3 separate regions of the Mus musculus genome follow, and all the other regions are linked to region 1. A link is a loop called in an ENCODE intact Hi-C map of the cell type or tissue named here. Cell type or tissue: left cerebral cortex. All regions are shown on one strand.

Region 1 (8,000 bases):
TGCTACTGTTATGAATTGTAAATACCTGATATATGCAGGCCTATCTAATATGTGACCCCTGGGAAAGAGTTATTGGGATGCCCCCGCAAAGGAGTCACAATCTATGGTTTGAGGACTGCTTAATGTTAAGAACCATTTGAGAACAGGTTTAGAACCTATACGTTATCCCTAGGAAGGAGCTATGCAGGGGGAAGGTCCAGCTTAGTAGGTCAGGGTCTCAGCAGCAAGTAACCCAAAAGCAGGGCTCATTATTCTTCAGGAACTTCACGTCTTATGCCTAGCTCTACACTCTACCCATTATCCTGTTCATCTCTCACGAAAGGCTCTCTGGACTTTATCTGTATCCTCAAAGATCTGTATCATCAATACAATTTGAAACCATGGCCTCTTTTTATCCAGCACAGCACAAGGTGAGATTTATTTTTTTACTATGATAGAAATAATGTTCAATATAATATCCAGCACTACCTATAGATCCTGTAAATGTGGCTGATGAAACTAATGGACTAATGTTTTCGTTCATATATTTAACTTAAATATCCACCTACTGTGGCTACTGCATTGTACAATTCAGGTCTAAATCCATGATCTCAAACCCTTCTTCTTCTCTTATTTGGGCTGTTACTTCCTAGTCTCAAAATGGGTACTTTTTTTTATAGGTTTGCAAGCTTTAAAAAAAAATGTAGTCCCAAGTTGACACCCTCGTGGAAACACAGTAGCCAAACAGCAATCCCTAAGCAGCTGTAGCCAGGTTAGAAAAGGAAAGGGGGCCATGCAGTGGTGGTGCACGCCTTTAACCCCAGCACTTGGGAGGCAGAGGCAGGCAGATTTATGAGTTCGAGTCCAGCCTGGTCTACAGAGTGAGTTCCAGGACAGCCAAAGCTATACAGAGAAACCCTGTCTCAAAAAAAGAAAAAAAAAGAGAAAGAAAAGGAAAGGGGGAAGGGGAAGGGGAAGGGGAAGGGGAAGGGGGAAGGGGGAAGGGGAAGGGGAAGGGGGAAGGGGGAAGGGGAAGGGGAAGGGGGAAGGGGGAAGGGGAAGGGGAAGGGGGAAGGGGAAGGGGAAGGGGAAAGGGGAAGGGGAAGGGGGAAGGGGAAAGGGGAAAGGGGAAGGGGAAGGGGGAAGGGGAAAGGGGAAGGGGAAGGGGAGCATCCAGTTCTTCTTCGGAGCCACACAGACTGTAAGCTTTCGCTATTCTTTCCCTACCAAAAATCCAGAGTCTCCAAGATGATCTCTCTGACCAGCTCCAGGCAGCTGGAACTGATGGGGGGGGGGAAGCGAGAGAGAGAGAGAGAGAGAGAGAGAGAGAGAGAGAGAGAGAGAGAGAGAGAGAGAGAGAGAGAGAGAGAGCAAACATGTGCGTGTGTGTTTTTCAGAAGAACAAGCCTCCTTGGATACTATGGTTGCACAAATACATGTGCTAGCTCAGAAAAAAACACCAATAGATGAGGATATGGAAATATACTAGGTGAGGCAGACTTCAATGTCTGACTTTGGGCAGCTGCAGAGAGATACTGTGAGTCACCAGTTATCAGTTGCTCAAAATCTGAGAGACAGCAGGGGTGCAAACTGTCCTAGGGCCGAGAGCAGTAAGAGACATAGAAGCCAGTAGAAAATAAAAGTTGGGGAGAGATGGGAACGTGGAGAAGGGATCTTGGAGTCCTTGCTACTCTGACAGCGGCTTCATGAGTTTTATGAAACATCATGAAACTACATCTACTTATACAGCCCTCCCACCTTTCCACAGTCTATTGTTCCTCAGTATATCTGACTGTAAGAGCTTCACCTTGAATCCATTACCACACACCTCGCATCTTTCACGTCTCACATCTTTGTGCAGTTATCCCACGGGAAGTTTTGTTCTTATGACCTACCTTCCATCATCTTATCCCTGAACCATCATTCCCTGCTGCTTTTATTTTTTATTTTTTTCTTTTATCATGTCTCTGCCTTATATAAAGATTCTCTGACAACGGTGAGATCTGCCAGGCTTCAGCATCTCTTCTACATGCATATCTGCCTTTCTATTTTTAAGAAATCCTTACTTATTTTGTGGTGTGTATGCACATGTGTTCTGTGTGTGGTTGTACAGTTTCATGTGGGTGCTTGTGGGGGGCCAGAAGAGGGTGTGGAATCTGCAGGAGCTGAAGGTACACGCAGTTGTGAGCTGCCAAATGTGGGTGCTGTGAACAGAACCCTGGTTCTCTGCAAGAGTTGCACCAGCAGCTCACGTTCTGCCCTTACCTTCAGATTAGTTTTAAGCAAACCTCGCCCAGATGTTTCCCGTTATGGCACTTCAGTTAACTTTCCTATTGTTCCTGATCAACTTATGTAGCTCTTAAATTTTCTTTTCATGTGTAAAGCATTATATGTATGTGTATGGCTGTGTGTGGGTGTGTGCACTTGAGTGCAGGTGCCCATAGATGATATATGTGTACATCTGTGTGTGTGTGTGTGTGCATGTGAGTGCAGGTGCCCATGGATGGTGTATGTGTATATCTGTGTGTGTGTGTGTACATGTGAGTGCAGGTGCCCATGGATGGGGTATGTGTACATCTGTGTGTGTGTGTGTACATGTGAGTGCAGGTGCCCATGGATGGTGTATGTGTACATCTGTGTGTGTGTGTGTGTGTGTACATGTGAGTGCAGGTGCCCATGGATGGTGTATGTGTATATCTGTGTGTGTGTGTGTACATGTGAGTGCAGGTGCCCATGGATGGGGTATGTGTACATCTGTGTGTGTGTGTGTGTGTACATGTGAGTGCAGGTGCCCATGGATGGGGTATGTGTATATCTGTGTGTGTGTGTGTACATGTGAGTGCAGGTGCCCATGGATGGGGTATGTGTACATCTGTGTGTGTGTGTGTACATGTGAGTGCAGGTGCCCATGGATGGGGTATGTGTACATCTGTGTGTGGGCGTGTACATGTGAGTGCAGGTGCCCATGGATGGGGTATGTGTACATCTGTGTGTGGGCGTGTACATGTGAGTGCAGATGCCTGTGGATGACAGAGGTGGCTGATCCCTCTGGATTTGGAGTTACACTCAGTTGTGTCCTGTCTGCTATGGATGCTGGTAATCTGAATGTAGTTCTTTGCATGAACAGTTGGTACTTTACCACGGAGCCATCCCTCCAGTTCTCTTTCTTATTTTCTATTAGAGGTTAAAGTAAAAATGTTGGCCATTTTTTTTCTTGTAATCAGTTTCCTTAACTTTCCTGTTTCATAAGGTTATACTATAATCATACTAACACGGGTTTCTTTCTACTTCTTCACAAGCCTAGCCTTCTCCCTTCTTTGAGCCGTCCCTTGGTACAGCATCACAGAACTCTCTCCTGCTACTCACCTCTGCACTGTCCTTGAATGTGGTCCTCCTCTTTGCTTGATTTGCAGACACCACAGTGATGCTGAAGTTTCCAAGTGCAAACCTCTGCTCAGACGCCTCTCCGGCACCACAGACGTTTAGAGCTTAAATAGCCCCTGTGGTAGGAGGTGAACATGGCAACCACTCTCTTCTCTCCATCCTGGCAGCAACAGCCCCAGTCTCCATCTCTCCAGATGGCAGACAGTTCAAAATAGAACACGCTCACTCTTCGTGTTCCATCGACTGCTCCATTTAAAATACTCTCCTCCAAACACCTGTTTTTTCCCCCTCCTTGATTTGAGACTGAGTAATACAATCCAAAATCCCAACACCAGAGCCAGTTCTTGGTAAGCTGGATTGCTGGGCAGCAGAGTGAGGGTAGAGGCTGGCAGGGCTGGTTTATAATGGGAACTCAGCAGTGTAGCTAGGCTGAGACCAAGTGAATGCACCCCATCTATATTATTCAAGTGTTGCCTTTTTTCCCCTGGTGTTTTCCTGTAAAATTGTTCTTTCCTTAAAGAGATAAACTTTAGTACATATATCCAAGTTATGTACGCTGCTATAGATGGGCGATAGATAGTAAGATAAGGAGAGATGCACAGAAATTACCATAGCAAAGCGAAATCAACATATCCATAGTTTCACATACTTTGCCTTTCTGCTTTTTTGCTTTTGTAATAAGACTGAATTATCTGTCTGCCTGTTGTTCTTTGGTTCGACACAGGACTGACCCATCTCCTTTGGTGGTTCCACATATCTCTAATTAAAATGGTATATTCCTTTAGTGCCATAGTTAGACTGTGGGAAGAAAATACAACAGCATGCATCCTCTTATTTCTTATTTCCACTGCTGCTTCTTTTATCTGGCTTCTCATGTTCCCTAATCCAGTGTGATACATTCCCAGCATGCTTTTGGGCACAGATACAAGCAGTGTTAGTTACTTACAGAGTTAAATCTTCTTACAGGTTATATGAAATACCTCTCATCTCTACCAAATGCTCCCTGCAAATCAGGGCACACAGAACTCCTCATATTTAGTCCCTAGCAAAGGTGGCCAGGAGAACCGGGGGGACCTGAACAAAACAAACACGGCTTAGAGAATGATTGTAATTGCTGTCTCTCATCTACCTCCATGTGAACTGGGACTTACAAACTCCTCAGGCTGCCCCATGCTAATAAATCCTCCAAATTTTCATTTCTTCTTCCTAATTGGACACAATCATATGCTGGTGTCTGAGAATCAGATGGTAATGATTCCAATTTTGCTCGCTGTAGCTCCACGGACCAGCAAAACCCTTCTGTGATTGTTCCGTGTGCTCTCACTCCGGGCTTTGCTGTTATTAAAGGAATCCTGGAGGAAATTTGGCAATAGTTTTCTGTTTTTTTTCCCCCAGTAAAGTTTCTTCATTCTTTAAAAGTTGGTTGGGTCTCCAATTTTCACTGCAACTAATCACCCTGCGTTTCAGAATGTGTGGCCCTAACTAGACGTGCCTGTCAACTGCGTGAGACCCAGAGATTCTCATCAGGGAGTAAATAGAACTTGCTGTGACCTTTGGAAGCCATTGGCAAGATGCACTGACTTCTAGTGTCAGTCTTGTATACCGTTGGATGATCCTACAGGACGGAGCTGCTCCACCCCTACAGACGCCATAAGAACAGGTTACAAGTTCTAACTTTTCTCGTAGATGGCCCATGAGAAGTACCCAGAATGCCACTGTAACACCTACCAGATTCTTGAGCCTACTGGGTTGCCAGAGTACCTACATTGTTATCAACCTCACCTGAGGGTCAGAACACATGCAGTTTAGGGACATCAGCTTGAAGCAGGTGCAGAAGATAAACTTGCCTGTGACCACCTATAGGTGGGAGTAGGGTGGGGCATTTCCTCCTTCAACAGTCATACACATATACATACATACATATGTGTATGTATGTATATGTGTATGCGATACGTGTGATATCATATACACATATGTTTCTACTTACTATCAGACAAATCAAGGATCACAGAATTAGGTACCTGGCCCAAAGCTACCCAGTGAAACTGCTGGATAAAGCTGAGTCCTTTTTTTTTTTTCCTTTTGGTTTTTCAAGTCAGGGTTTCTCTGTGTAGCCCTGGCTGTCCTGGAGCTCACTTTGTAGACCAGGCTGGCCTCACACTCAGAAATCTGCCTGCCTCTGCCTCCCTGGGATTAAAGGCGTGTGTGCCACTACGCCCAGCAGTAAAGCTGAGTCTTATTGTACAAGCCTTCCCTGTCCTATTGTGTCCAACTGGGAGGCAGATGTGATGGGGAGAACATATTGGTCTCAGGTTGTGTTCTGACCTAGCTCCTGTCCCCAAAGAGCTACAGTCACTGACACAGACTCCACACCCTGATAGGAAGTGGGTGAAGGCAGAGGGCAGGCAGCACTGGAGAGATGGTGCATTCTGTACTGAGGATGGGGGCAAGACAGTCTGGGATGTGGCAGCTGACCTTGGATGTTGGGAAGGTAATGGCATACCTGCATAGTGACATTAACAGAAGCCAGTCACACAGAGGACAAAATGTGGGCATCTACTAAATATCCCTCCTACATCTCACGACAAAGTCCAAACCCAGGGCAGAGGGAGACCTTGCTGTAGTCCCTGTCTGTCCTCCTCTTTCTGCCTCACCTCTTGCCCTGCTCACTGACTACTTAGGGCTCTTAGAACATCCCATGTGCCTTCTCTGTATGGACTCTTGCCTGCATTGCTCTCTCTCCCAATCCTCTCTCTCCCATTAAATACCTTTCATTCTATACACCTCAATTAGGCAGGATTCCCTCCAGGAAGCCCTCCAGCCTCCATGCCCAGGAGGCTTGTGTTGGATACCTCTCATGAGAATCCTTAGCTACACACCCACCCTCATAGCCTCTTTTTGTCTTTTCCATCCTTGTTTGCTCTTATCTAACTGCAGTATCCCCCAAAGAAGCCTAATGGATGGCCAATAAATGCCTTTAGAATGCTTGCTATCATTAGCCACTAAGGGGAATGTAAATGCAAATGATAGGGAGGTATCATCTCACTCTATTTAGAATGGCTGTTATCAAATTCGAATGAAAAATAATGTGGCATGGATATGAAGTAAAAGAAACTCATAAGAAAACGCAGACAGCTCCACTGTATGACCGTGCTCTCCCACCCCAGCACACATTGCCAATAGAAATGATACAGAATCAGCCTGGATGCCCACCAGCCGATGAGTGGATAAAGAAAATGCAGTATATCTACCCAATGGAGAGATACTCAGCCATAAAGAAAGATGAAATCCTGTCATTTGAAGGAGAATGAATGGGACTGGAGAAATGTGTGCCAAACAAAGGAAGCCAGACACAAAAAGGCATAGACCAGATATTCTCTCTTATAGAGACCCCAAGCCATGCAGAATGCTGGTAGCTAGAGGTTGCATGCCTAGGGTAGACAGAGAGAGGTTGGCTTTGATCAATGTGTGCTGTGCCAGTGTTGAAATATCACACTGATCAAAAGTGAGCACCATAAAACAAGCTGGTTCCTCTGTTATGGCAGGGATGCATCAAGTGCTTGACAGTCACGTGTGGTCGGCGGCGATCCGACCAGACAGCTCACAAAGAAGGGCATCTTTAATGTCAGAGGAAGATCTATCTGATAACTATTCTGTTTAGGAACAGAAGGAAGCTAACAAAATGCATGGCCTTAGCATCTGGAATCCACAAGGAAGGCATGACAAAATAGCTGTCTCTTGTGAGACTATGCCGGGGCCCAGCAAACACAGAAGTGGATGCTCACAGTCAGCTAATGGATGGATCATAGGGCTCCCAATGGAGGAGCTAGAGAAAGTAGCCAAGGAGCTAAAGGGATCTGCAACCCTAGAGGTGGAACAACATTATGAGCTAACCAGTACCCCGGAGCTCTTGACTCTAGCTGCATATATATCAAAAGATGGCCTAGTCGGCCATCACTGGAAAGAGAGGCCCATTGGACTTGCAAACTTTATATGCCCCAGTACAGGGGAACACCAGGGCCAAAAAGGGGGAGTGGGTGGGCAGGGGAGTGGGGGTGGGTGGATATGGGGGACTTTTGGTATAGCATTGGAAATGTAAATGAGTTAAATACCTAATAAAAAATGGAAAAAAAAAAAGAAAGTTTAGAATTTTTCCTCAATAGCATTTTGTTAGACTTTCAACACAGAGTCTGTTTCTGTCTTAAATATTGCATCAGAAATAACTGGCCAGGTTTCTATTAGAGCTCCACATTCTAAAAGATACCCTCTCAAAAGATTCCCATGCCCTTTCTCCTAAATGAAATGTACTTTCGCCTCCTTATTCTGCTTTGGAGTGAATCTCACATCCCACCCCCCACCCCCATTGGAAATGCTGCATTGTCGACTTTAACAATCTCTCATTGATTATATTGTCATTCTTTCAGTGAAAATTCACTAATGTATTTGAAACAATTCTGCCAAGATGATTGTGCTTCCTCACCCCCACCCTTCTGCATTCAACCCTTTCATGTGGTCCCAGTTCAGTGGGCTGCTGTGTGCCCCTGAAGAATTGGTGGTTTGGGGCCAATGAAGAATCACAACTTGTCTCATTCCCTGTGAACCGTTACTTTTTCCTCTGTAATGACTTCATACTTGTT
Region 2 (8,000 bases), 90 kb after region 1:
TTACAAATGAAGACTTATAGCTTTAGCAAGTGTGTGGCTAGGAAATTGAATTGCATGGGTAGAGATTATTGTAGAATCTGAGATGGTGTCCCTGAGTTTTCATAGGGTCCTGTCTATTTCACAGGTCATGTCTATGTGATGAAGAGCTTGGCTATCACTGTACTTTAGCCACCCAAAATAATCACCCTAATCCTTATGAATTAATACATTTGTACTTACTGGGACCACATAAGGGATTGCACACACACACACACACACACACACACACACACACACACACACACACACGCACACGCTCACGCACACGCACTTACAATACAGAGAGACACAAATAAATATGCGATTATTATAAATTGTCTATAGCATATTATGTAGAGATGAGAAGCAATGGTAGAGAATAACGGGATGTGGGGAAAGTCCATTTTAGGGCAATGATAGGACACCTTTCTAAGAGGGTAGAAGGTGTTTAATAAAATGATTTGTCCACGAAAAAGCAGGCACATGGGCTTTCTGGCAAAGAAGACCTCTATATACAATAAACCTGAGGCAGGGAAAACACAGCACATGAGAGGTCTTGAGCAAAGGTCAGAGACTGGAGGGAAATGAGAGTGAGAGACACAATGCTTCCTGATCCAAGTTAGCAGTTCAGGTTTTATGTGAAACACAACACCTCTCTAAGTGAGATAATAAAATTATGGGGATATTAAAGCAAACCTAAATATAGATAAATTTAATATTGTAAAGATGTCAATTACACACATATAGTTTTACACAGTCAATGCAATTCTAATCAAAATGGCAGCAGATGTTTTCATTAAATTTGATGAGTAGATTCTAAAATGAAAGCCCCCTGGGCAAGAAGAACCAAGATATTTTTGAAGCATGAGGCAGAGGGGTGGGCTATATCGGAGATCCAGATTCAATGTGGCACTATAATAATTACGGCCATGTGTGGTTGTTATGGAGGCCCGTGAAAGAGGGAAATCAGGAAAACAATCAAAACACATCAGAATTTGTGGATAAGTTAGATACAGCTGATAAAGCAAGGGAAAAGAAGGACTAATTGGTACAACTTGGCCCAAGTATCTATTCTGTAACTGATAAAACTACACTGGTATATACCATCTATATCGTACATAAAAATAACTGCAAATAGATCAAACATACATAGTTCAGGGTCAAAATCTACAAATATTAGTGGATCTCTGAAGAATTGTTCTTCTTGACTTGGGTTCAAGATGGATTTGTTAGGAGCAGTGCGAGTCTTGCCAAAATAAGCTAAGACTAAAACACTGATAATCAAAGACTTTTGTTTTCAAAAAGATACATTACAGGGGGTAAAGCTGCCAAGCTATGTGTGTAGCTAAGAGGACAAGTATAGAAATATGCTCTGAAGTTTATCATCTAGCAGGAGGAAGGATGGTACAACCTAATCAAAAGCCAAGCAAATGGTGAGAGCAGAAACCTCACAGGGCAGGGGACATGGATGAACAGGATGAGGAGGAGAGTCAACCTTATTCACGATCTGTGTATGATCTAGGACATAGACAGGAAGACAGTAGGTAGTGTCATTTGATACTTACCTGGCCAAAGGAGCCTGATGATAGTAAAGATAGACAGGCTCTAAAAAGTCATCACGGTGCTTGTATTTGGCTTCCAGTGATGTAAACTGATTAAACTAGTCTGGAAAATTGTTTTGCTTTGTTGGGGTGGGGTGGGGGGCTTGTGGAGGGACATATTACAGTTAATGTTAATATACTATAACATATTACCCATTTCCTAGATACACAAACACATGGATAATTAGAATGAATGTATAATGGTGCACTTGTCAGTACCGAGGACTGAACCTGGGACCTTGTAAATACTAGGCAGATGCTCTAGCTGAGCTCATTATGCTGGGCTGAAATCTCACTCTGGAGCCCAGGCACGCCTTCAGTTATGATTCTTCTGCCTCATTAAACCCAGGAGCTGAGATTTCAGGCCCATGTCACCTGACCTGAAGGGATGTTCATTTCAGCACTCTGCTAAAACTGCCATCCTGGAAAGAATCTCCAGTGTGTTAACAATACACATTAGTAAAACACATTAGCAATGGAATATTATACAGCAGTTAAGATGAATGAACTACAACTACATTCATCAATAGGGAGGCATGGTACGACTTTAATCTAGAATGAAAATGCTCCAAAAGATTATATACAAATGTATAAAAATTACAAAGCTATATAAAATGTGAAGGAATTATTAGAGGATTCTGAACACTATGAGAGGAAGGAGGACGAGTTGAGCCGATATAAGTAAATGCACATACTTCTGTAGATAGCAAGTAGATAAAATTTCAGATGTCTCATAAATAATGCACTGTTCGAGAATGAATGGATGAAGATGATCACACAATGAATGGAAAAGAAGAAGGTCACACACATAGCAATAAGGATAGGCTTGCATAAAACTAGGGGTATGATTAATCTAGGTTTTGGCACTCAAGTGGTAACCTGTGGGCCCTGCAGGTTCCCTAGAGTACAACCCCCTAATTAGTAAAGGTGGAAACTGAGACCTAACCTGGGAAAGGGCTAATTCAAATACAGTACTTGCCAACAGCAAACAAAAGTGAATACTACCTTCCTTAGCTGATTAACTCCCAATCTGATTTTCAGTAAAGGCTCATGTTAAAAACATGCCTAGGACAAGATGAGGGACCACGAGAGCAATAAGCACCTTTATGACAATTTGAAGGACTCTGAGGGGCCCCTAGGAAAAAGTTGGTCAAATCCCAACATCAACCCCCAAAAGGTCTGGTCCACTGGTTGAGAACCAATGGGCTGTCTGAGTTGAAACTAGAAGTAGATCAAAGTTCTTTGCATTGGTGCCAATTATAATGGAATTACTTCTTCCTTGTTAAGAGTATAGCAAAAAGTAATGAAGAGAAAGGAGCCCACTGGGTTGGGGTAGGAGAAGAAAAGCCATCTGCTATTTCCTAAACAAAGACAGAGATAAGCTAGAATCAATTGCAGATTTGAATTCCAGTCTCCAGGGGCTCTGAGCTTCCACCTGTCCTGATAGTAGATGAAAACTTGCAGCTTGTCTTCATTTCTGTGCTGAACACTGAAGGGCTCGGACCAAAACAAACAAACCAGGCAGCTGGTTAAAAGCGACACATTCATGCTGCACTGCCCAGCCTGGCAGAATTCCACTGGAGTGAGGAGGTAAAACATCAGACATGAAAAGGAAACAACCTGTGATGTTTAAAGAGATTCTCGGGCAACTTAATACCGCCTCTGGGCAGTGTGTTGAAAGGACATGGTCACCAGAGGAAGGGTTCCCTCACTAGCCATGTGACTGTGTACAGGAGGGTCCCCTACAAAGGCTCTGGTCCCACGCAGTGCATCAAAACACAATTCCATAGAAAAAGCATAAAAGAGCCCATGCTGGGCAAATATAGAGTCTAACTTTATGTTCATCCTTTATCTCTCCCCGGATCTTTTTTTTTTCTTCTTTTTTTCTTTAATCTGAAATTCTCCCTCAGTAAATTTCTAAATGATATTATGTCAAGAAGTCCAGGAGTTACGCCTGGGAGCCTCTTGAGATGATGGAGCAATTCTCCCAAGAGGTCAGTGTCCCCTCCACAGGGACCTGGAGGGAGCTGAGAAGCTGAGGATTCTCTAAGACTAAACACTTCATGTAGACACTGCAAGAGATGTGACACGTTCATAGTCATACTAGCAACCACAGAATAAACTCACAAAATACAAATTCTTACACACACACACACACACACACACACACACACACACACACACACATGCACACGCACACCACTACCACCACTCAGACACAAATGCATTTGAATTGTCTATACTGCATTCCTGTGTACTATACCTACGGTTTACAGCTGAACTCAATGACTGGTATCTTTTCTGAACCACCTATTGCCAAGAGAATGATTTTCTGTCCTTTAGCTAACACACACTGTGCATTTGATGTCTTCTATCATGTTCCCTGACTCCATCACAAATATCTATGTTGTAATAGAAGAAAAAGAGCACCCAAGGCAAATATATAGACACCTTCCATATGCTGAGGGAGGATGAACAGGCAACTATATTGAACCTACTAACTTCCCTTCCTTCCTTTCTTCTCTCCCCTCTTCCCCTTCTTCCCCTTCTTCTTCCCCTTCTTCTTCCCCTCTTTCTTCCCCTTCCTCCCCTTCTTCCCCTTCTTCCCCTTCCCCTTTCCCCTCTTCCCCCTCTTCCCCTTTCTCACCTTCTTCCCCTTCTTCTCCCCCTTCCCCTTTCCCCTCTTTCCCTTCTTCCCCTTCTTTCCCTTCCTCACCTTCTTCCCCTTCTTCCCCTCCCTCCCTCCCTCCCTCCCTCCCTCCCTCCCTCCCTCCCTCCCTCCCTCCCTCCCTCCCTCCCTTCCTTCTAGACTCTGAGTGTCAGACATCTGCCTTTCCAACCAGAGCTGTTCCTAGTAACACACCCGTCACCCTCCCTCTCATCCTCAGATGCTCTGTCTATGGCATCTACCCAGAGATGCCTACATTTTTAACATCATCTCTGGAATCCTATGAGAAGTGAATGGTGAGCTGAGGGCTCAGGACAAAAAAAAAAATGGCTTCCAGGCATCTCAGAGCCCTGGCTTTTAAGATTTAGAGAAGACCTCTAGGCAAATATTAAGTGTTGTGTATATATGTTGCTTTCTTAATCTAATAACAACAACAAACCCAAAAAACAATAGTACCACCTCTGCTATCTAGGAAGTGGGAGAGAATCATAAATGAAGTTTGAGCTAAGGCATTTGAATTATAAAGGGATGCTGAAGCAAACATCAGACACACAGGATGCCTCCCTGTGTGTCTGCCATTACTCCATACCCTATTCATGTGGTAATCTTGAGGGAAAGAGACCAACCAGGCCTTCTCAAATGTAAGCCTTAAACTACATAGGCACCTTGCATCTAGCTGTGAGTAAGTAATAAGCTGGCTCAAGTGTCTGCATCCAAAGGGGATGATGGAGCATAGTCCAATAAGATGGAATATGGAGTGAGCCAGGGTCCATGCTGTTTATTTAGCAGGTCCCTCATATGCCAGCAGAAGCTAGGTTTCCTTCTTTGCATTGTGCTTCTTTATAACAAGCAAGCAAATACTCTCAGATTCTATAAGCTAGAACCCTCCATAAGAAATCCTTAGGTATTTAGACTGCAATGAAGCCCATCCTGAAACACACTCATTTGACTAGATATCTCATCATTTCTTTACCTACATTTTCAAGCCTAAGATACAATTTGCAAAACAAATGAAACTCAAGAAGAAGAAAGACCAAAGTGTGGATACTTTGATCCTTCTTAGAAGGAGGAACAAAATACCCATGAAAGGAGTTACAGAGACAAAGTGTGAAACAGGAACTGAAGGAATGACCATCCAGAGACCGCCTCACCTGGGGATCCATCCCATAAACAACCACCAAAACCAGACACTATTGTGGATGCCAAGAAGAGCTTGCTGACAGAAGCCTGATGTAGCTGTCTCCTGAGAGGCTCTGCCAGAGCCTGACAAATACAGAAAATGGATGCTCACAGTCATCCATTGGATGGAGCACAGGGTCCCCAATAAAGGAGCTAGAGAAAGAACCCAAGGAGCTGAAGGGGTTTGCAGCCCCATAGGAGGAACAACAATATGAACAAACCAGTACCCCCAGAACCCCCTGGGATTAAAATACCAACCAAAGAAAACACATGGTGGGACTCATGGCTCTAGCTGCATATGTAGCAGAGGATGGCATAGTTGGTCATCAATGGGTGAAGAGGCCCTTGGTCCTGTGAAGGTTATATGCCCTAGTATAGGGGAATGCCAGTGCAAGGAAGCAGGAGTGGGTGGGTTGGTGAGTAGGGGGAGGGGTAGGGGATAGGGGGTTTTCAGAGGGGAAACTAGGAAAAGAGATAACATTTGAAATGTAAATAAAGAAAATATCTAATTAAAAATAAATTAAAAAAAGAATAACAACAACAAAAGGTGCCTTTCTTAGAACAGTTTTAGTCAAAGCAAAGTTGAGGAGTGAATTTCTCAATGGGTAATACTTATCTTTAACTAGACTTAAAAACCACTCGAGAACTCAGTCAAAATTTCTTCCTACCTCATGTTAAGATCTATACATTCATTTAAGGAATGTTTATTGAGTACATATTATACACAAAGTATTACTTTGGGTCTCCAAGACACAATTTGTTAGAATTTCTTCTAGGCTCCATCCCACAGTTACCTGGCAACAGCCAAGTATGCCTGACTCAGTATAAAAGGGACTGTTTGTCCCCCTTCTCACTCTCTTACTCTCTTCCCTCTCTGTCCCTCTCTCCCCATTCCCACACCTTTCTCTCCATGTGTTCATGGCTGGCCTCTACTCGTCTATACACACTTTCTGCTCCCCCCACCCCTGTGTCTCTGTCTCTGACTCTGTCTCTACTCCCTTCTCAACTCCCATTCCCATGCCCCAAATGAACTCTAGTCTATACTATACCTGTTGTCTGATTGTTAACTCAGAGGGAAGGAATGTCTCAGCATGGGCCCCCAGAGGCACCCCCTTCCATCTCACCATATCACGCCTCTACCAAACATATCCCTGACTTCTTTCTTTCTTTTTATAAAACACAACAACAGTAATATGGCAAACAAAAATGGCCTGCATTAGTCATGTCAATTCTAAAGGTTGACAGGGAACCAGAGAGCTGGTGTTGAAGTTCAAGTCTGAAAGTCTGCGGGCTGAACCTCTATTGCTCAAGAAAGATCACCTTTCTCTCTACCCAAACCTTTACCTGATTGGTTGAGGCCCCATTCATATTATATATCAATTTTCTTTATTAACAGTACAAGTCTCTAGCTAATCTCATTCCAAGATTCCGAGCACCCCCACGAGAGCATGTGTGAACACACATCTGGATGTTGTGATTAAGTCAAGATAACACAGAAAATCCAACACCACAGGGCCAACATCATCATGGTGTTAACGGTCCAACAGCTTGGATAAGGCTACACAACACTATGTAGACAAATTGAATATGGTCTCTTAAAAGGCATTAAAGAAAGCAAGTGGCTAAAAGAAGAAACTGGAGGGACCAGTCTAGGATGAAGTGCCTTAAAATGCAGACGAGGCCAAGGAACAGGATGAACATGATAACACTGTCAATGTACTGAGAGTGGGATGTGGATGGAATGCAGACAATCCAGGCATCTGGTGGCACTCAGAACAGCCTAGGTGGAAAGGGGGCCATTTGGTCCGGCCTGGGACTATTTAGGCAGGAGGAATGATCGAACTTTCTGGTAGATCCTTTGAACAGCATCTAGGATAATAGATAACGCTCTCATTTCTGGCATGAACAACTCAACAGAGTTAAGAGGTTTCTTTTTTTAGTTACTAGCCAGGCTTAACATACCCCGTAGTGGCCTGCAGTATGAAAATTTAGTATCCTAATTAACATAGATCTGGCTTAAATTATTCAAATTCAGGCTTACAGTTATATTAGTCATGATTCAGCTGATCCCTTCCTGCCTCTTGTCCATCTGGAAGGTATCACATCATTCCTGCTGTGCCTCTGTGGACCACAGATAAGAAAGTCCAGTGTTGATGAGGCCCAAGTACTCACTGTGATAAAGCTAAAGGGTAGGAGGTGGTATATGCATCTATCCAGATCTAGTAGCTTCCTCTTTAAGCACTTAACCCTGAACTTATACATAGCAGGCCACCTCTCTCCATCAGTCTTGGTATCTGTTCCCATCCTGTTCAAAGCTCCTCTGCCTCTGAACTCACAGGGGCCTCCGGCAGTGCATTTACTTAGGATGTTGCTTTCTAGGGCCCCTGATTACTGTTCAGATTGAATCCAGCCATCTGTATGCTGGAAAAATATTGACAATTCTCCGACCTACCGTACCTTTGCAAGACGCTCCCACACAAGAATGCTGTCTTGTTTTATTGAGGCAAAGTCTGTGTTTTATTTAACTCTGAATG
Region 3 (8,000 bases), 150 kb after region 1:
ATCTCAACGCCCACTCCCAGTGACATACTTCCTCTTAAAAGGCCATACCTCCTAATCCTTCTATGCAGTTCATTTACTGGGACTAAGCCTGGAAATATGCGAGCCTACAGGGACAATCTCATTTAAATCACCACAGGATCTCACTATGAAATCTTCTTTGTCTTGGTATTCTTTATGTAGAGTAGTCCGGCCTTGAACTCATAGTGGTCTGATTGCCCCTAACTGCCTAAATGTTCTATACCAAATATCATGTTTGCTGTAAAGTTCTGCTTCGTAAGTATGGAAATTAAAAACTTTCCTTCTCTTTCCTAAAATAAAACAATCGACTGGTGACAATATTTTATTAAACATTTGTCTTACATAAATAGCCAAATGATTTATATCATTTATATTAAGGAAATGAATTATGCTATTATTGAAATACACGGAGAACTGAGATAAGCTTCCAATGTGTATGATTAATATTCTTGTAAACAGGGTCGAGCCCATTGCCTATATTTGGTTTCAGATACATGCTCTGTATATCCACACATAAAATGTGCCTGCACTTTCTTATCTTGTATTTTTATCTAATTTTTGAATTAAGATTCCAGCAATTTCATAAAAGGAACTAAATTGCCTTTGTTTCATTTTCTAGAAAAAAATAGCATTACAATAAAAGTCAAACCTCTTCCGATAATGTATTAGAACTGACTACTCACCACTCACATGAGCTCAGTGGGATTTTTGATATTGTTCATTTACTCACTTTTTAATAATCGTGTTTTGTTTTGTTTTGAGACAGGGTCTATGTGGCTGCTGTTTTTATGATAGCTTTTATTTATGTTTTAAATTTTCATATTTTATGAAATGTATTTGGTCACATACATCCATCACTACCTGCCTTCAACTTCTGGTGCTTCCAACCTAAACTGCCTCTCTTTAGGTCCAAAGTGGCCTCTCAAAAGGCAGTTCTGGTGACAAAGTCCTAAATATAGAGACTCTGGCTAGGTAAACAGAAGGCCAAAGGTGGGTTTTCTGTTTACCAGGAGCTTTCTCCCTTAATGTTCCCTCATCAACAGAGAAGCCAGCATCAACTCAAAGCCCTCCACCCTGCTGACTGTCATGTAAAATCCACTTGGTTTTCGTCCAGTATGCTCTCCTCTCTGTCTGATTCCTGCTCAGTGCATGCCTTGGAAGTTTGATCCAGTTTGGTCCAGTTCACTGGTTTCAAGGTGTCCTCACTTACACCTCCCTAAACCTTGTTCTCTGTCTTGTTGTCATTAGTGCTATCAATGAGCACATGGATTTGTGGCTATCCACTGGGACTTGAACAACCTAGCTGGCAGTAGCCAGATCCCCCAAAAAGAATGACTTTCCATTCCTCAGCATCCATCCTCTGACAATAGCTCTTTGATAGATGTAGGAACTGGGGGCTGTGTCCCCATCCACACTGAAACTTGACTGGCTTGATCTTGTGACTTTACATTCAGGGTCTAGTGTTTTTGCGAACTGCTTGGGTATCATTTTAATTTCTTTAATCCTATTGATCCACTGAATGGTTCTCTTTGTCCTTATGTTGGGTTTGTCATTCCAAGTTTTTCTATAATTATATGCATTGAAAGTTCTTAGTTCAACAGCTCAGGATTCATTATATTCTTACTTTAAAAATATTTGTGTTTACCGTGTTTTTCTTTCATCAACTGGCTTTATTTTTTTTAGCATTCTTTTCAAAGAACTAAATTATATACATATTTTTAAAATTCTCTTCTATTCAGTTAGCATTTTCCTTGCTCATTTGGACTTTTTCTGATATTCTGGAGATGAATGCTTTGCTCATTTTTAGCATTTAAAAATGATTACGGATTCATAAGAGGTGGCAAAGAAACACACAAGAATTCCCTGAGAATTGTAATCCAGCCTCTTCGACTGTTAATATGTGTTGTAAAGTGCACACAGGAAATTATCACTATCTCAAGCCACAGGGTTAATTCGGACCTCACCTCTACATCCTTGAACATACTCGTGTTTAGTTTTATGTAATTTTAACCTGTACAGTATCCTGTGATGAGCACTACAATCAAGAGACAGAAGCACATCGCCAATAGACTCCTTTATTACTATGTCTCGAATGTTTGGGGTGGCTGCAAAGCTCCAAGTGCATTAGGAAGAGGTATCCCTTTCAAAGGTGATTGGGTAGAGCCATGTGGATGGGTAGTGTCTTACAAAGCATCTCAAGGTGAGCTCAGCCCAGCCAGTCATGGGGAGAACCAGAACTTATTCCCTCTAGAGCAGTGTTTCTCAACCTGTGGGTTGTAGCCTCTTGGGCATACCTCTAGCTCCAAAAATATTTGCATTATGATTCATAGTGGTAGCAAAATCACAGTTATGAAATAGCAACAAAAATAAATTTATGGTTGGGAGTCACCATAACACAAGAAACAGTATTAAAGGGTCTCAGCACTGGGAAGGTTGAGAACCACAGCTCTGGAGAATTCAGTGATAAGATGCTTCCTTGGAGCAAAGAATGAGCCCTGACCACCTGCAGTATCTCCAATTGTGGGAAGTAGCAGAAACTGACTAAGGTATTTATACTACCTGATTGAAGTCATTCCTCCCCCCCCCTGCTTTCCTTCCTCCCAGATTGAAACCCCTCACAGCCACTAATCTATCACCTTTATATCCGTATGATTTGAAGAAAATTACAGAAGTGAACGAACATGTAATATCTTGTCTTGGAAAAATCACTATTCCCTAGAGACTCGTCCAAGCTGTCACATATACCAACAGTTTGATCCTTTTTATTGCTTAGTACTACTCCATGATGCCACTGTCTCACAGGTGTTATAGTTCAGTTATATAGCCAGTGAAAGGCATTTGGATAATTTCTAATTTGGGGTTATCTATAGATAACGTTACTATGGGTCCTCACATACTAGCTTCTATGTGAACAAGATGTTTCATGTTTGTACAGTGAATGTCCAGGAGGACAGGTGTTGTGGATAGCCTTGAGGCTAATTATATTTGATGTTAATTCCATTCTCCTGTGAGTGGCTGTGAACTAGGAATGAGTCAGCACTCAGGTAATTTCCTGTAAAACTAACTGCTTCCTACCTTAATTTGTAAAATAAAGGAGAGCTGATGATTGGGCAGATAAAAGGGAAGGTGGAGTGGAAAGTGAGAGAGAGAAGGAGAAAATGGAAGAGGGAGAGGGTACAGAGGAGGAGGAAGACAAAGAAAAGCAGAGCAGAAACACATGGCCTGGAGAAACCGCAAGTACTAAGAGGTCTCATAAGCTGTGGAAGATGGTAGTGTAGTGGTAGATCTGCCCAATCTAGGCTCACAGCATATACTCATATTGTCTGTGTTGTGTTTTCATTGCCAGAGCATATTTTGGAGGAGATTTACTGCAACAGACAGGCACTGGATTGAGAAACAAGTTTTTTTTTTTGTTTTTTGTTTTTTTACCTCATAAAATAAACAGACTACAGCTGGCCAGAGGGCTCAGTGGGTAAGGACACTTGCTGCCAACTGTGATCATCTCAGTTTGGCTGCCAGAACCTACACTGTGGAAGGTGAGAAGTGACTCCTACAAGTTGTCCCTTGACCTCCACGTGCACTTGCAATGGGTATACACTTGGGTATACATACAGACACACAGACACAGACACAGACACACACACACACACACACACACACACACACAAATACACACACATACTCACACAATTGTAATTAAAAATTCAAAAACTAAAATAAAAAAATACCCTAGATTCCAGAGAGGCCTCTAGAGACCTTACATGCCTGTGGTCTTTTGAATAGAAATGACTGCTGTAGACAGTTGTATTTGAATACTTGGTCCATAGGGAGTGTCACGATTAGGAAGTCTTGTTGGAGCAGATGTGGCTTTGTTGAAGGAAGTGCATCACTAGAGGGCAGCCTTTGAGGTCTCAAAAGCTCCAGCCCAGGCTCAGGGGCTCATTGTCTTCCTGTTGCCTGTGGTTCAAAATGTAGAACTCTCAGCTCCTTCTCCAGCACCATGTCTGCCTGTACAGTGCCATGTTTTCTGCCATGATGATAATGGACCAGACCTCTGAACTGTAAGCCAGCTCCACTTAATTGTTTTTCTTTATAAGAGTTGCCTGTATTCATGGTGTTTCTTCACAGCAATAGAAATCCTAAGACAATGACATCTGCCACCAAGCAGTACATGAGGCGTCCAGGTTCTCCATGTCCTCATTAGCATTTGATGTCATCACTACTTTTCTGTGAGCCATTCGGATGGGCACAGGGTTGTGCTTTACTGTTGCTGTAGCTGAGTGGCTGGTGATGTGTAACATCTCTTGTGGTTTTGTTTTTGTTTTTGCTTTCCATTTATTTGCTCATTCCATTTGCTATTTATATACTGCCTCTAAACCTCTGTTACCTAGCAGCTTACTTTAAAACTCTATTCCCTTGTATGTATGGCTTTGGCTCTGTACAAGTATATACATTCTCTGATATACTCTATACAAGTATAGACATTCTCTGACCCACCATCACTATTCACTCCATGATTTCTTGATGGTTTCCCTTTCATCTGAATATAATTTAGCAGTGTGTGATTTAGTTGTCAAAATCACGAGATCTTATAAAGTATCTTTGGTTATTAATTTCCAATTTATTGTACTATTGTATTATTTATTGGGGAACATGGTCTTTCTGACAAGGTTTTTTAAATTTAATTTTCTTTTACATAGGTTAATGCACATTTTATTTGTGTGACAGTCCTGTGTGTGTTCAGATAATATCTGTTGTTTGGGTTTAGATTTCCATCTATCAAAATTACTCAACACTAACTGCTTAGCATCTTACTATGATTGAGTTTAATAATTATACTTTTCAGATCTTCAATATCTTTGAATATTTTTTATCTACTTGATATTCTGTTTCACTAGATTTATCTCCCAGTTCAGTCATTAACTTGATTCCACCTTACATCATAACCATAAAAAGCATCAGCCATAATTTGCAAACACCTGTCCATGTTGCTCAAAGTTTTAAGTAGTATATGTCAGGTACACAGCTAAGCACTGTGTTCACCGCATATTAACTTACTAGAACTACAAGCCACAATGTTCTATTTTACAGGTAAAATCGTCAAAGTTTCAGAAGCACAGTGACTATGTCATACAGCTGGGAACCAGCACAGCAGACATTTAAGTGCTATAATATATATTATTATATATTATATATTATAATTATATATGTATATGTACGTATGTGTATGTACACACACACACACATAATGCTTTTAATGATGGCAGGACTGAGTTTACTCATCCATGAAAAGGGGAGAGTGATGAAGGATCTGAGGAGTGCTCGGTTTAGGTAAAGAAATTCACCATTTCATCATCTGCAATACATCCATTCTCTTCTTCTTTAAGTCCTATATATCCATAATCTTTTTTCATCCTCATCACATCTCATAAGGTAAGTACTGAGCTTTTAATATCACAGATGAGCAAACAAAAGCCCAGAGCGGTACACAGGATATGAACTTGGTGGTCATGATCTAAGTCCCATGCTACTAATCACAACACCGGACTAGGTCTCCCATGCTAAAATACACAATTTCCACAACACTGTTAAAAATGTTGCCTTTTTACTGCATGTATCCTTGGTCCTTTGGCTGTTCCATAGAGGTTTTGAGAGGAATATTTCCCATCTTTCCTGATGGATTTAACTCTTTCAATTTACTGGAAGCTGGAACATAGAACATACCACCACACCCCTCTGTATTCCCCCAAATACTCAGCACATTCTCAAATGCAGCACTTGGATTTTGGCAAGCTCATTTCACCCCCTTGTCATCTTCTCCATTTGATGAGGAGCTGCATACCCCAGTCATACTGCCCAGCCCTCCCCTTACTTTCAAGAAATGGACAATCAAAGGATGTATCTCTTAATGTCTTTTAATGTGGAGGCAGGGGCTTTTCTCATTTATCCCATCCTTTTGCCTACCGACATTTTCTTCTCCCTCTGGTTCCCTGGAGCAAGGGGAAAGAAGCATTGAGTTATGAAGATCTGAAACTGTGCTAAATGGCTTTATATCGTGGTTAGGAACCTCTGGAGAAATAACAATGATATCACTGCATCTTTTGTTCTCAGAAAAATAATGTGGCAAGAAGACACCTCTAATCCTCTATTTTAATTTGTTTTTATTGATCCTTGAGAAAATTAGGGAAACAAGTTTTCTCAGTGCAAATGTTATGATGATGCACAGGGAAGCCTTAATTATAAGGAATAATGAAGTTGGAGCTCTGGGAGCACAGGGTTAGAAAGATGGTAGGTGAGCCGGCACCCAGGAAAGGATGTGCCACCTGTCATTTGTGAAATCATGCTCTGTGAGCTCCAGGATGTGGTGATGTGCCATCAGAGAGACATTTCATGAGCTAACTAGAAACCTTCTTCCCCTTATTGACCATGTTCCTATCACAGTAGACTACTTTATTTGTTTGCCTTTTGTCATTTGCAGAAAGTATCCTGTTCATGTGTTTATGTGATTAGTCAGTTATGGATTAGCCTGAAAAAATGCGATACACAAAAGCAAGAACTTTGTGTACTTCTTTCTATTTTTTTTCCTTCAGTGTATAAAATCACAGTTGGCACATAATGGGAAGTCAAATGTGAATGAATAGATGGATACATGGATGGAGGGTTCAATAGAAGTATGGATAGATGGAGGGAGGGAGAGATGGATAGAGGGATGCATAAATAGGTGAATGGATAGATAGTGGGTGTGTAGTTGAATGAATAACTGGATGGATAGATGGTTAGATGCTTACATAGATGGAGGAATTATTGATATATGAAATAATACTTTTTCTCTGCTCGCAATCCTTTGTGATTTCCAAAATTTATAAAGCAAAAATTACTTCTCTGCCTAACAGAACAGAATTAGCATTAATTTAGCACCATGCCTTCCTAAAACTTTTCTTTGTTTTCTTAGTGTAAGTGGTTCCACTCTTGTTGATCTCTTAGAATGGCAATTCTCAACCTGTTTGGGGGTCACATATCAGATATTGTACATATCAGATATTTACATTAATATTCATAACAGTAGCAAATTTATAGTTATGGAGTAGCAATGAAATAATTGTGTGGTTGTTAGTCACCACAAAATAAGGATCTGCATTAAAGGATCACAGCTAAATAAAGAAGGATTAGACCCACCATATTAGAGTGCTGAACCTTTCAGAGGATCCTGGGCTTATCAGTCTAGTGGTCTACCTGTCTGTGTGTCTATACTTCTTCACTAGGGGAACCTATTTGGAGATGCAAAGGTCAGATCTAGAAAACCTAATAGAAAAGAGAATCCAGGAAATAGACACATACTATATTTTCTTTGCTCTGATCATCCTACTTGGATTGATAAGTCTGTGTGAGGCCCATAACAGTTACTGGGCAGGCTGGCCTCTCAGCAGTGTTTTCTGAACTGCAGTATAGTTCCATCAGCAATTCCTACTCCAGGTCTTCAGCCAGGTTACTTGAAAGGGCAGCAAGGTCCAGACAAGCCAAACCTAAACTTTCTCTCCTTATTTTCCATTCCCTGTACTTACAATTTGCATTCCATAGCAAGAGAATTACGAGACAAAAGATTGACAATTTTTCTGGCAATTATCAAAAGGCATCCACATCATTTCCATGTGTTATTTTAATAACTACATGCAAAGTAGTTTAGCTTTTAGTTTTGTTATGTGGGTATCATCATGCCCTTGGCAATGCAGCCAAGTTCTAAAAACAAGTTTAACATGAGTAATTGATATACCTAGAAAAACCTTAGACACCAGTTTAGGCTTTCAAATTTGAATGCAAATAAATAGATTTGCTTTTTCAATATAAGTGTAAGAATTACAGCCTGATGTAACTCGAGTTTCAGGCTATCCAACACCCTCTTTTGGTCTCTGTGGGTACTTGTACACACATATGATTGCATATATACAAACACCCATACACATAAATAGTATAAATCACGGGAA

What was found. A loop is a pair of places that touch in the nucleus more often than their neighbours do. Peaks named below come from ENCODE experiments on the same cell type or tissue, not always from the same donor. Only the 100,000 strongest peaks of a DNase experiment are listed, where the experiment ranks them.
Region 2: a loop joins it to region 1, with 2.0 times the contacts of the local background. A loop is called at or near these places in 2 of 42 quality-filtered maps.
Region 3: it touches region 1 in a loop (4-fold over the local background); 2 of 42 quality-filtered maps call a loop at or near these places.

The regions. Positions count from the first base shown.
Region 1 is chr2:161,796,615-161,804,614 of GRCm38, forward strand. All of the region lies in intron 11 of Ptprt (protein tyrosine phosphatase, receptor type, T), which reads right to left. Among named protein-coding and RNA genes, the nearest start is that of Gm35374, 410 kb to the left of the region's middle. In left cerebral cortex, a CTCF peak has its summit at 3,482; DNase peaks (open chromatin) are centred at 1,544, 3,548 and 4,229; H3K27ac peaks cover 2,374 bases.
Region 2 is chr2:161,886,788-161,894,787 of GRCm38, forward strand. The region is part of intron 9 of Ptprt (protein tyrosine phosphatase, receptor type, T); the gene reads right to left. Among named protein-coding and RNA genes, the nearest start is that of Gm35374, 500 kb to the left of the region's middle. In left cerebral cortex, no CTCF peak of the experiment used is centred here; DNase peaks (open chromatin) are centred at 4,509 and 7,657.
Region 3 is chr2:161,946,457-161,954,456 of GRCm38, forward strand. The region is part of intron 7 of Ptprt (protein tyrosine phosphatase, receptor type, T); the gene reads right to left. Among named protein-coding and RNA genes, the nearest start is that of Ptprtos, 440 kb to the right of the region's middle. In left cerebral cortex, a CTCF peak has its summit at 3,884 (motif pointing right); no DNase peak of the experiment used is centred here.